Linked DNA regions of Mus musculus: region 2 is linked to region 1. The links are chromatin contacts, found by Hi-C in ENCODE. All regions are on one chromosome and are shown on one strand. The core of a region is the stretch at or near the end of the contact, and the rest is flanking DNA. Distances in the headings are between cores, read along the strand shown.

Region 1 (6,333 bases), core at 629-3,128:
ACTGTGTAGGGTTTGTATTCAGAACATATATAGGCTCTATCTTGGCACAGCCTGAGGGAAATGTAGATGTTTGTTCAGGGCAGGCATCTAAATAAAACTTTCCTGAGGCTTCATTGTTGTTTTGTACTATAGCATACAATAGAAACGATGCTCACCTAAAAATATTCAAAGATTTTCTTAGAAAACATCCATGAGAACTCATGTGCCTCAATCACATACTACTTTAAGAAATACAAATAAAACCCCTTTAAAGGGATGTATTAATATGTATCTACTTCTATTATGACCTATGACCCAAAAATGTCAAACAACTTGATAGTGATAGCTTGAACATGACTGATCTGTCTAGTTTTTATTGCCAACCTGACTCAACCCAGAGTCACTTAGGAACAGAGAGTTCCCACTGAGGAATGGCCTTGATTATATTGGCATGTGGGCACGTCTGGGGGGCATTGTCTTGATTGTTTATTGACAGAAGAGGCCCCCGCCCACTGTAGCAATGCTGTATCTAGCAGATGGTTTGGGGTTGTATAAGAAAGCAGGATGAGCAGGCCATGAGATGTAAGGCAGTAAGTAATGTTCATTCATGATTTCTGCTTCCAGCCCCTGCCTTGACTTTCTTTAATGAGGGACTCTAAGCAACAAGAGGAAACAATCCCTTTCTTACCCACTTTGATTTTTGGCCATGGTATTTATTACAGAGTGCTAACTACAACAATGACTTGTTTGATTAATATATCAAGCAGAAACTCTTCCAACTAGATTGCACACTTTCTAAAGATATACTATGCTGTATATTTGTTTGTTTTTCAGTCAGTAGACTTTATTCCTTAGGGCAATTTTAGACATACCAAAACATTTAATAGAAAGATTAAGAATGCCTTGGTTTCTCTGTTATTGATGAACGAAGATAATGTGGTGCATTTGTGACAAATGATGAACCTACATCTTTGGTAGACTATTATTTACTGAATGCCACTGCTTGTGCCCCAATTCACTTTGGTTGTGTACATCATTTGGGGTTTGACAAATTCACAATAACATCTGATTTCCATTGTCAAGTAAATTAGTGTCACCACCCAGAAATTCTTCTACTCTGTCTGCACATGTCCCCCTCCTGTCAAACTCTGATTTTATTTCATGACCTGTACAATTTTGCTTATTATTTTGAAATGCCATTACACTGGAATTTTCCTAAACGTGATCTTCTGGAATAAGATTTTTTCACTTAGAAATAAGTACTTGGAGCTTTAAAGATGGTTCTGTGGCTAAGATCACATACTGCTCTTGTATCACACCATGTTGGGCAACTCAGTACCATCTGTGACTCCAACTCCAGAGGATGCAGTGCCCAGCCTCCAAAGGCACCGGCACTCAGGTGCTCATACCTACCTACATATATACATAAATAAAAAGTAAAATCTATCGAGAAGTGCTTTAAGATCCCCAATCTCTTTTTTTGGACTCTAAGTATCATGTACTAAGGGATATTTTTCTCTTTGTAGTGAAGACCACTATCTGTTTATGCATTCCACATTTTGCTTGCTTTTAAATTTTTGGTTAATGTATTTCCATATATACAAATGAATACAACAAGCCTTTTTCTTACTGGTTGAGAAAATGAGGGGGCATTTCTTTTAGTGAAAGGGGTGATATTATATACAGTCGCCATTTATATAAAGTCACCATAGATGCCTCCTGGATGCCTCAGTTTTCAAACTTTGCCACATGGTCTACTTTAATTCCTAAACAGAACAGAGTGCTGCCCCTTTAAAAAGATATCAGTCACCTAGTTCAGAGTGAGTCTGATTCCAAAAACGTTCCTAAGTGTTGAGAACAAGCAGTCTGCGCACAAAGTAAATTCACTGTCACAAGACAGGGTGACCTGGTATCCAACTTGATCAGGGATGTCTGAAAAAGCAGCTTATTGGAAAAAAATTATGTAGCTGAGGGTGGAACTCTAACTTTAGCATTTATCTTATATGTGTAATTTGGGAAGCAAGGATAAGACTAAATATAAGATAAAATAAGTAATGTTGAAAAATTTAGGAGTACGGATCATCTGGCCTGGGATTACACAATGATGGGGTTATTTTCCTTTGAAGGGCCTCCAGCTCTTTGTGTTGAGCCTCTGAGCTCCCCACTGCAGCACTGTCCACAATGTACTGGTTGTTAAGGCTATCTGAAGTGACTATGTGGCAGTAACAAGGAGGATCAGCTAAAGCCTGTGGTCACCAAGCACACACCAGCTCTCTACTGAAACTTAAAAGCACTTTGTGTCATTTATGTGCCTCATAAAAGCTGTGGCTTCAAGAATGAGAGCTAAATGGAAGAAATGGATGCTGTGTTCTATAAGGCAGGATGTGGCTGGAGCAGACACATGGTAAATGTTTCCTATCCTGGTATGTCATTTGTATAGTTACTATAGTTGGTATATAGTATGATGCAATGATCTAGTTAGGGCCAAAGGGATGGCCCTCATCCTCCAAAGGTTTATAAATATCTACAGTGTATAGCACAATCCAGGGACTTTGTCCTGTGTAAGATTTAGTGGTGTAAGCTAGGTCTGTGACTCTGCTGGAATGCATAAAACATCCCAGATGAAATCTAAGTCCTGGAGGGATTAAACAGACTCTTAGGTTAAGATTTCACGAAAGCAGGAATCTTTAGGGGCAAAGTGGAGGCTCCACAGCCATTTTCCCCTTGGCAGCATCTACCAAATCTTTTCATAGAGTTTCAGGCTGAGCATCTTGGATTTGCCCAGGCAGAGGACTGATGCTCTGGGACAAGAAAAGCGGGAGAGTTTGGCAAGCTTTGAGGAGCTGGAAATAAAACCAGAGACATGCATGCCAGAACTGTTTTACCTAATAAGGAAGAAGCGCAGGGCAGGGAGTCTTGGAAAAGGAGGCTGAGACTCTTTTCTGCTTTGTCTTTGCTGAGGCCATGGAGATTAGAGTTTGAGGCTCATTTAGTAACTCTGATGAACACTGGAAGCTCTGAGCCCAAAGCCTGCAAAATGTTAGGCTAGATCTGGGGCACACTTTAGGTAAATTGAGTCTTATATAACTTCTACTCATGTTTGATGTTGTGTCAGTTTGGGTTTCATTGCTGTGAAGAGACAATATGACTGAGGCAACTCTCATAAAGGGCATTTAATTGGGACTGCCTTATAGAGAGGTTCAGAGGTTCAGTCCATTATCATTAAGGTGGAAAATATGGTAGAGTCCAGGCAGACATGGTGCTGGAGAAAGAGCTGAGAGCTCTACATCTTGATCAGAAGGCAGGCAGGACAGCTAGAAGAGGGTCTCAAAGCCTACCCATAAAGTGACACTCTTCCTCTTACAAGGCCATACCTCCCAATAGTGCCACTCCCTGGATCATGCATATTCAAACTACCACAGATATTAATCATGAAGTGATTCAAATGAAAGTGCTCACCCTCCACTTCACCAGGGCAGGAAGGGGTAGACAGGTCTTTATGAGACAAGATGAAGTACCATCCAAACCATCTAATAGACAACCGTGTTGAGGCAAAGTCAACAGAGGGCTAGATAAGAAAATTATTAAAAATTAGACAAGATCAAAAGAACCATAGATTATTCTGAGGTTAGAAGTGGCAGATGGATGCTTAAATAAACTGTGATTGATAACTGTAGGAAAAAAAGGAAACCAAAGAGAAACTTGATAAAGAACCAAGGCTCTAAAGATAAAAACAAAAAGGGGAAACATGGATTTTCCAAAATAAAAGTGTCAATAATAAGTGGTAATGTGGAAGGCAATAAAAAATATAACTGGCAGCAATGTAAACAGTAAGGAATAAATATTTGGTGAATCCTCAAGAGTGATGCAATGCAGGGGACAGACCCCTACATTATACACTGCTTATTTCCATAGGACACCACCCACTAAGGGAGTCAAACTTATCCAAAACCCCAGTCCTGTCACCGCTTTCTTCTGAGACTCTTTATGCTTAGTTCAAAATTTTAGACTTATCTCTAGAGATGTTGATATTAACATGAACTACACACACTGCATGTCATAATTAGGATTTTTTTACTGCTGTGAACAGACTCCATGACCAAGGCAAGTTTTATAAAGGACAACATTTAACTGGGGCTGGCTTACAGGTTCAGAGGTTCAGTCCATTATCATCAAGGTGGGAGCACTGCAGCATCTAGGCAGGCATGGTGCAGGCAGAGCTGAGAGTTCTATATCTTCATATGAAGGCTGCTAGTGGAAGACTGGCTTCCAGGCAGCTAAGATGAAGTTATTAAAGCACACACCCACAATGACACACCTATTCCAGCAAGGCCAAAACTACTCCAACAGGGCTGCATCTTTCAATAGTGCCACTCCCTGGGCCTACCATATATAAGCCGTCAAACCAGGTTCTGTATCCTGATTCATATTCCTGGAAATACACCACCCCCTTCTCCCTTCCATGTCAACTTATAATTCCATCCCCTTTGTCACAGAGGAAAGTCAGTCAAATGAACATTGCTCAGATTCCCATGCAAATCTCAAAATCACTTAAGTCACCCAACTCAAACCTACCTCATTCTTGATTATTCACGTGGGAAAGTCATTTCTGAGTTCCCATCAAGCCTACTCCCTCTCCTCCTTCTTCTCAGGCACTAAACCCGTTACATCTTGCTCTTCACTCTCCAGCGTCCATCCATCTACACCTGAGTCTTCAGCCCTCCAGTACCCATCCATCTTTTTGAGTATTTAGCCTGTCTCCTCCAATGCCTTTATCCTATTAGCCCTCAGCTTTATGTTTCTTCCTATTTCAACACTAACAGGTTATTGCCCTCAATCTGTCTTTGTCTCTTCTATCCCCAGCAAAACCCTTTAAGTTGTAACAATTTAAAGCCCTGGTCCCTTGATCTCTGTATCATTGTATCTGTCATTGCACAAGATTCATTTTTTTTTAATTCCGTAACTCTCTTACTCACTGCTCAGTAAAAAACACCGTTACCCTGGGAGCTTGCTTTCCTTGAGTGGCGTGGGAAGGTGTGATGAGAACGTAGGACGATGCCACTACCTGTTTGTTTTGACAGCATGATGGTGCTGAAACTATATGGTCCTAAACTATACTGTTCCTTGTCAGATAATTACAAGAAGTCAGCACTTATTATATTCCTATTGCAAAACAAGGCTCCCAGAGAGGACCATCTGCATATAGGTTACACCAAACCATGAATGATCACCTTCAGCTGTTTTTCTCAGACAAGCTCTTGATTTTTAGAGGAGGAATCTATAATATGTTGGCTTTTCCCAGAAGCATATTCGGACACGTGCAGGATGTGAGATAGTGATACCACTCTGGAGTCAGGAGTTTCTGCTTCCGTCGATGCTGGAGCGAGAAAAGCACACAGCTCTAAGGTCTACTTTAGGATGCTGTCTTCTCTCGCCTGAGTAAATGTCAGACCTGCAGAATTTGTGGCAACACAATTCTATTCTTGGAAAGGAAAAGTTTTTACTGAGACTCTTTTTTTCTACCTTGCCCACAATGTACAATGTGTAGTCAAAAGAACTCAGAAATAGCATAGCTGCAGGGATGTGTTAGCATTAGTGCACTTAGGGTTTTCCCATTGGATTTTATAGTATAAAATGTGTTTTTCTAAATCTCCACATAACCCACCCAGGTGCTCCACCAGCTAATTGTGAAGGAAAACTATTCTAGGGTCCAGGTGTATGACACAGAGAGACAAACAGAATGGATCTCCAGTTGTCCTATCATGCTACAGCTAAGCTAACAGTACCCTTAACTATAAAAGTAGTGTAAGCATTTCACATGGGAAGTGAACGGTGATTTTACATCATAAAGAAATTTCAAGAGACAATATGTAATATACATGTATGTATGCATATATCTCTCTACCTCTATCTCTTGCTCTCTCTATAATATATATAAATATTATATAAATACATAAGCTCATATATTACATTATATATTTATATATAATATACTATATGTCATATGTTATATATCATTTATCTTTCATATCATCATGTCTCATACCATATATTATGTATCATGTATATCGCATATTATATATGACATATCATATATCAATTATATATGTGATATTTAATATTTATTTTCTATTTTCTACTTTATTTCATAATTTATATCTTATATTTTATATTTTACACATATTCTATATTCTGTACATTATATTTTATAAATCGTATATTGCATATTTATATATAAATATATATAACACATACAGAAGTGTGCTTGAATATGTGTGTTTCAACATACAAACACACATATAAAATGCATATGATAGCACCTACAGTAAAACAAATGTTCTATTAATGCTTGTT
Region 2 (6,007 bases), core at 3,274-5,773, 47 kb before region 1:
GAAATGGTAGAATGCCTTTCGTACTGGTCAGTTTTAGTGGTCAAATTGATACAGACAAGAGTCAATTGAGCCCATCTCAATTGAGGATTTATCCAAATCAGATTAACCTTTGGGAATGTCTTTGTGGGGTTATCTTGATTATTAATTGATGTAGGAGGGCCCAGCCCCCTGTGGGTAGCATTATTCCCTGGGTTGTATAAGAAAGCCAACTGAACATAATCCTGTGAGTAAGCCAGCAAACAGCATTCCTGCATGATCTCTGCTACAAGCTCCCGCTTTAGTTCCTTCTCTGGCTTCCCTCAATGACGAACCATGACAGAGAAATATAAACCACATAAACTCTTTTCTATCTAAGTTGCTTTGTTCATGGTGCTTGTCAGAGTCAGATAAGGAAACTAGAACACCTTCACTATTACACTAAAGTTCAATTTAAACAATGGTATCACACAGACACATTTAAGACACAAACAAGAGCCAGACCTTTATGGCAGAATATGGCTCTGTTTAACCTGAGCCAGGAACTTCAGTGTCAGTAACTCTGCTATTTCACTGTTCTGCATGTGAAAATCAGAGGACACAACAGGTTGTGCTTGGGATATCAGAAACCCATTTTAGAGAGTAGGGGAATTGATAGTACGCTGTGGAAGATAAGGGTTAACTGAACTTAAAAGTAACAGTTTGCAGTGGGATGCCCAGAAATTAAACCATAAGCCCACCAAACTGGGCACCTCTCTTTGCTCTCTTCCTAAATATTTGTGGAGCCATGTGCTAGCCACACTTTCTATCAGTTACAAGATAAAAACCTTGCTAGCACTGAGATTTGATGGACTGGAATTCATGGTGGCTGTACATAGCTCAGGAGGTGAAAACGTATTTTATGTGAAGCAGAAAGTGGGTTGCATGACCATAGATTTCTGTATTATTTTGCTCAAGGGACAACATTTGATGATGCTAAGGTGATGAATAGGTTTTTGAAGTCATGATCATTATATGTTTTGGCTAATCTAGAAGAGTTTCCTGCAAAGATAACTGAGTCTGTGAAGCCTGGTGTAGCTCCCTGGTTCTCATCTATTCTAGAAAAGAAGCAATTGATTGAAGGTTTATGGTCTCTGGGCTCCAGTTCAGCACATATGTGCTGCAAATAATGAAAAAATATAATGTAAATGGCTAATAATGTCTCAGGGATCCATTCACGGATCCTAAGCATTTCAAGGGATTGTCTCCTAAAAATGGTCCTTTGAAGTTGTTGCTATTGTTGTGTGGAGCTATGTCTAGGCACATTGTATCAGAGAGAGATTGTATAAATCACCCAAAGCCACACAGGTAGGACAGAGACCTAGGAACTTATCACTATACTGTTCTAACTTCCAAACACACAAGTAGAGGTCAGATGTATTTGCCTTGAGGAAGCAAGAGAAAGACAAATGGTCAGAAACTGTCACCCTATCAGAATCCTTTGGTCGATAAACAAGCCCACCCTCCCTGACTGCCCTGCTCTCATTGACTAGACACCACAGACATGAAAATGTCTACAGAGGAGACTGGCAGAGGATAGAGAATGCTGAAGTTTCCATTAGACTACTCCTTGAGGGAGTAGGAAGGTGGCCTCTCTGGTTTTATGCACGTGAATTTTTTACTTGCTGTAGTAGAAAAGTCAAGGAATTTGGTTCTATCCCCGCCATAAATTAAGGATCAGTATTATAATGCTAAGTGATCAAATCTGCAGAGACAATGATATCCAATGCATTTGTTGTCGTCTTTATCCACAGACACATGTGAGGAATGCTGACTCAATCCATTCTGCAAACCAGAAAACATCAGTCTAATAGACAAAGATATTTGAATTTAGTCTCCAGGGATAGCCTTTCCAGAATTTAAAGGGACCACTTCTGTTTGCAGATCCAGTTGCTGTCATTAACTCCTGGATTGAAGGAATGGCTCCTAGCATGGTAAGTCTGTCTGGCTTAGAGTAAGTAACCTGATCCATAGACACCAGTAGTACACACAAATAGCCCTTCTGTTCTCACTGAGAAAAATAAAACAGCCATCTCCCTTGATTTCTTTTTAAACAAAACAAAAGACAACAAAGAAAAAAAACATACCTCTATAAAAAGTTGTAATATCCAAAATGAATTCAAGACCACTCAGTGCCTTCCCCTTCGAACAGGACTTTCCAAATTGTACTTGCAGGCCAACTGCAGAGCCAGATAAGGAGGCTGGCTGACTAAACAAATATATAAACATAATTTTAGAGGTCAAAATGATTAACCCTGCAGCTACCAAAACAATATTAGCTGTTCTCAGAGAAATAACCATAACAAGATTAGCAATTCTCCTGCCCCCTACCCCCCACTGAATTCTGACAAAGACCACAAACCACCCTGACCTTGTTGGGAGAATTCCTCTGATGTTAATAGTTGTGACATTAATAGCTGATCCATAAGTTCAAAATGTACTATTACTTTGTTGACCAAATCATAATAACCCACCATGGGAGCAAGCAAAGTGAGTCACTAGGCCAAAGGGTTACTTAGTCACTATACAAACCAACCAATGGCTGAAAGGGTTACTTGCTACACCAATGAGAACCTTGTTGCTCAAATCTACCCCTTACAAAGGTATAAAAAGTGTTCTTTCTTTGTTTTGGGTTTCTCCTCTGGCCTGTGTGCTGGGAGGGGAGTCCCCAACATGTTGGATCAATAAAAATCCTCATGCGTTTTGCAGCAATGGCGGTGGTCTCTGTGGTCTTTCTGAGTAAGGGTCTTTTGATGAACTCTAACAAAGTCACAAATCAGGCTGTCCACTAGAATTCAAATCAGATTTTATATTTCAGGGGTTTATAAAAAACCAAAAGAGCAAACAACAAACAGACAGACAAAAAAAAAAAAAAAAAAAAAAAAAAAAAAAAAAAACTCCAAAAAACAAAAAAACCCTCCAGAAGACATAGAAAGAGGTAGCTAGCCAGTTTTCACCACTAACTCGCTTTCAGGGACCTGGGGCCATTTGATGACAGGTTTGCTTTGCTCCTCTATCCTGTGGGTAGACTGCACCCACTGTCTTCATTTCCTGGGCTGTAGTGCTCCCATCCATAAATCAGGGAAACTGGAGATCAGTAATGAAGGGGGTCAGCCAGTTTCACTATTAAATTCCTCAAAGCTGTGGAAGCTGGCCCTGGTGTCTAATCTCACTCCCAGTGTATTGTAATGTCATAGTAACCCAGGTGCAGTCCCCAGGATTTCATCAGAGAGGGCACAGACAATGCCCAGGCTATGAGGCTAGGAATCAGTCCAACAGGTGTTTATTTGTTTGTTATTGTTGAAATTCAGAATCTGAATTACAGTTCCATTAAAAGGGGGACCAAAAAAAAATCTGCCTCTTTCTAGATAGAACCAATCAGTTAAGGGAACAAGAATGAAATATCCTGGAATATGACATATAGTACTGCTGATACTGGATCCTAGGCTTCCGGATTGGGAAGGAAAAAGGACAAGTTTTATCAGGAGATGAGAGCCCTTTGGGAAGGAGCCCAGTAGCTCCTAACTCTCCCTGACTCCCCAGCTGACAACAGTGAAACACTGATTAAGAGGCTGCTGTTTTTTTCCCAATGGTAGCAGCAATCGTTCCCTGGAAGCCAGCTCTCTTGATTAATGTATAAAGGAGATGCGAAAACATACACTCTGCTTTTCTGATACTAAATATACACACCTTTAATCTCTGTTCTCCAGCCTATGCAAGAGCTCACCAGAGAAGAAAATCAAATAGCATACTGTATACAGAAGCTCTCTCCCCCCAAATGCCTGGTTCCTGATTAGAGCAAGAAGAAAGAATAGGATGCCACAGGGAAAGGCACACATCCAAACTATGGAGAGATATCATATTCCTTCTCTCAAGGAAGTGAGGAGCATCTATATGTTTTAATTAAAATATGAAATGCATTTAAGTAAATCTCACTAAGCTCTGAGTCAGCACCTTTAGAAATCATTTTCTCTTTGTTGCAGCCAAATGCAAAGTGATTGATCCGACTGCGAAGTGTAGGGTTTGTGGGACTGTATCAATCCGCCATTTGGAGACTCCGCGCCAACAGTTGTATTTGGTAAGGCGAGTACTAGAGGGAACTCGTAGAAAACTAAAATGCTTGTCAACAGATGAGACACAAATGTACGATCCAAAGCTGTTTCTGGAACGAGCCATTTGGGGAACTGCCACACAGCTTGAGAGATCTGAAAGAAAATGCAGGCTCCACGTGACAACTTTAAATAAAACATAAAGGCCTTTGCTCACAGGGTGGGGGGTCTTACTCTTGCTGATCTACTAGTTTTCCCTGAAAATTGTATTAGCTTGGAAAGTAAACACAATTACTCTGTGAATGCAAATTATGCTTCTAACTAATTACTGATCGAATCCAGCAAAGGACAGCCACATTTTTGTCTTTTGAAATATAATATAAGAAACATTTGTAGTGTGGAGGCTTACCTTGTCCGTCCGAGGAAATTAATTTTCTTTCCTTACCCAGAAAGATTGGTAATTAGCTGGGAGTGTGATGTTCCCTTGTTGCTATGACTACAGCAAGACTTCATAAGGCCCCAGGACTGAGAAAGAGCAAAGGTGACAGAGCCCTTGAGGGAGAGATACTTCCTTGCGGAGCAAGTACAGCCAGCTACCCACCCCATCACACAAGAAGAAGAGGAGCTGGGTTAAGCCTACGGTGCTAATTTACAAAGTATTTTAAAATCAAAGATTGTCCGCACAACATTGTTAACTTTATCTTCTTTTTTCCCCCTCCTTTTTCTTCCTCTGTTTTAAACCCAGGTGTTCTAGGTAATTTGATATTGCTATTGCCTCCAGGGATTTTGTTTGTTTGCTAGTTTTAATCCAAGGAAGTAAAAGAGGCCTCTCAGAGCCACAAGGTTGAAGGTCAAAGATCCCTGGGGTCTGCTGAGCCTAAAAACCCTCCCATGTGGACATTTTCTTAGGTAGAGGAGGCTGCCCATGCTGGAATTTGAGTTTGAGAGCAAGCTTAAACCCCAGAAGCTTCACAATCTTAAACAAGACTGATTCCCCATCATCCTAGTCTTACTTTCCCTGTTGCTTTCTTAACGTTTGATATGAATCTAGGATTCTGTAGGATAGACTTGGACCACCAACACACTTGTTTTTCTGTTTTAAATATGTCACGTTATGAGTCTGTTGTCCTGTTCCCAGCATCCCCCACGTGCTGAGGCAGGTGCTGGCATGAAGCGAGTGAGTGTGAGCCTTTAGGGAATTCACGTGGAAGGGAAGGAGAAGGGTGCACTTACAGGAATAGCATTGGTGCTTAGGGTAGGAAATGAAGGAACGGAGACAAACCTTGACCAATTCGGAGCTACCAAAGTGGAGGACATGGTGAGGTAGGCATGCAGTGATCACAGATAGCAGATGAGCCTCATGGTCTCTTTTCCTCTAAGAATCATACAAGGAGTTTTGAGCATTTCCTTGTGAGGGATCCTATCATTGTCACAGTATAAGTAAATCACATGCAAAGCTACATACTTTTGTCTCATGCATTACAGAAAAAAAGGAAAGCCAAAATTCAGCTCTGGAAGTCTAAGAATGTATGGCTATATTTCTAAAATGTAGCCCATCATACAAAGAAAACAAAAAGACAGACACTCAGTGACGACTTCCTCCTCCTCCTCCTCCTCCTCCTCCTCCTCCCTCCCTCCCTCCCTCCCTCCCTCCCTCCCTCTCCCTCCTTCTCTCTCTTTCTCTCTCCTACCCCTCTCCCCCGTGTGTGTATGGGTGTAGTGGGTGGGTATACACAACTGTACATGTATGTGTAGAAGCCAGTGTGAGATGTATTCTCCATCATGGTAGTAGGTGGGTGTGCACATCTGTGCATGCATGTGTTGAAGCCAGCAGTCAGTATGAGATGTCTTCTTTTGGTACCTTCTCCTGTCTAGAACCGTAAGCCAAAATAAACTCTTGCTCCCATAATTCACTTCTAGTTGTGGCATTTTATCTCAGCAAC

What was found. Hi-C counts contacts between places; a loop is a spot of excess contacts on that map.
Region 2: a map of T-helper 17 cell shows a loop between it and region 1 (2.1-fold over the local background). The contact joins the promoter of 4930480M12Rik here to the enhancer-like site in region 1. A Hi-C loop is called at or near these places in 1 of 37 maps with a recorded cell type or tissue (T-helper 17 cell).

The regions. Positions count from the first base shown.
Region 1 is chr12:26,160,097-26,166,429 of GRCm38, reverse strand. All of the region lies in intron 2 of Gm29687 (predicted gene, 29687), which reads left to right. Among named protein-coding and RNA genes, the nearest start is that of Gm29687, 47 kb to the left of the region's middle. Within about 2 kb of position 1,878, at least 1 of the 3 ENCODE cell types and tissues checked has a DNase peak (open chromatin) inside an H3K27ac peak, as active enhancers do.
Region 2 is chr12:26,209,783-26,215,789 of GRCm38, reverse strand. 4930480M12Rik (RIKEN cDNA 4930480M12 gene) reads right to left here and starts at 4,523. Exons shown (of 3, transcript NR_046278.1): 1 at 4,474-4,523; 2 at 2,103-2,224. Gm29687 (predicted gene, 29687) reads left to right here and starts at 5,285. Exons shown (of 5, transcript NR_131149.1): 1 at 5,285-5,387.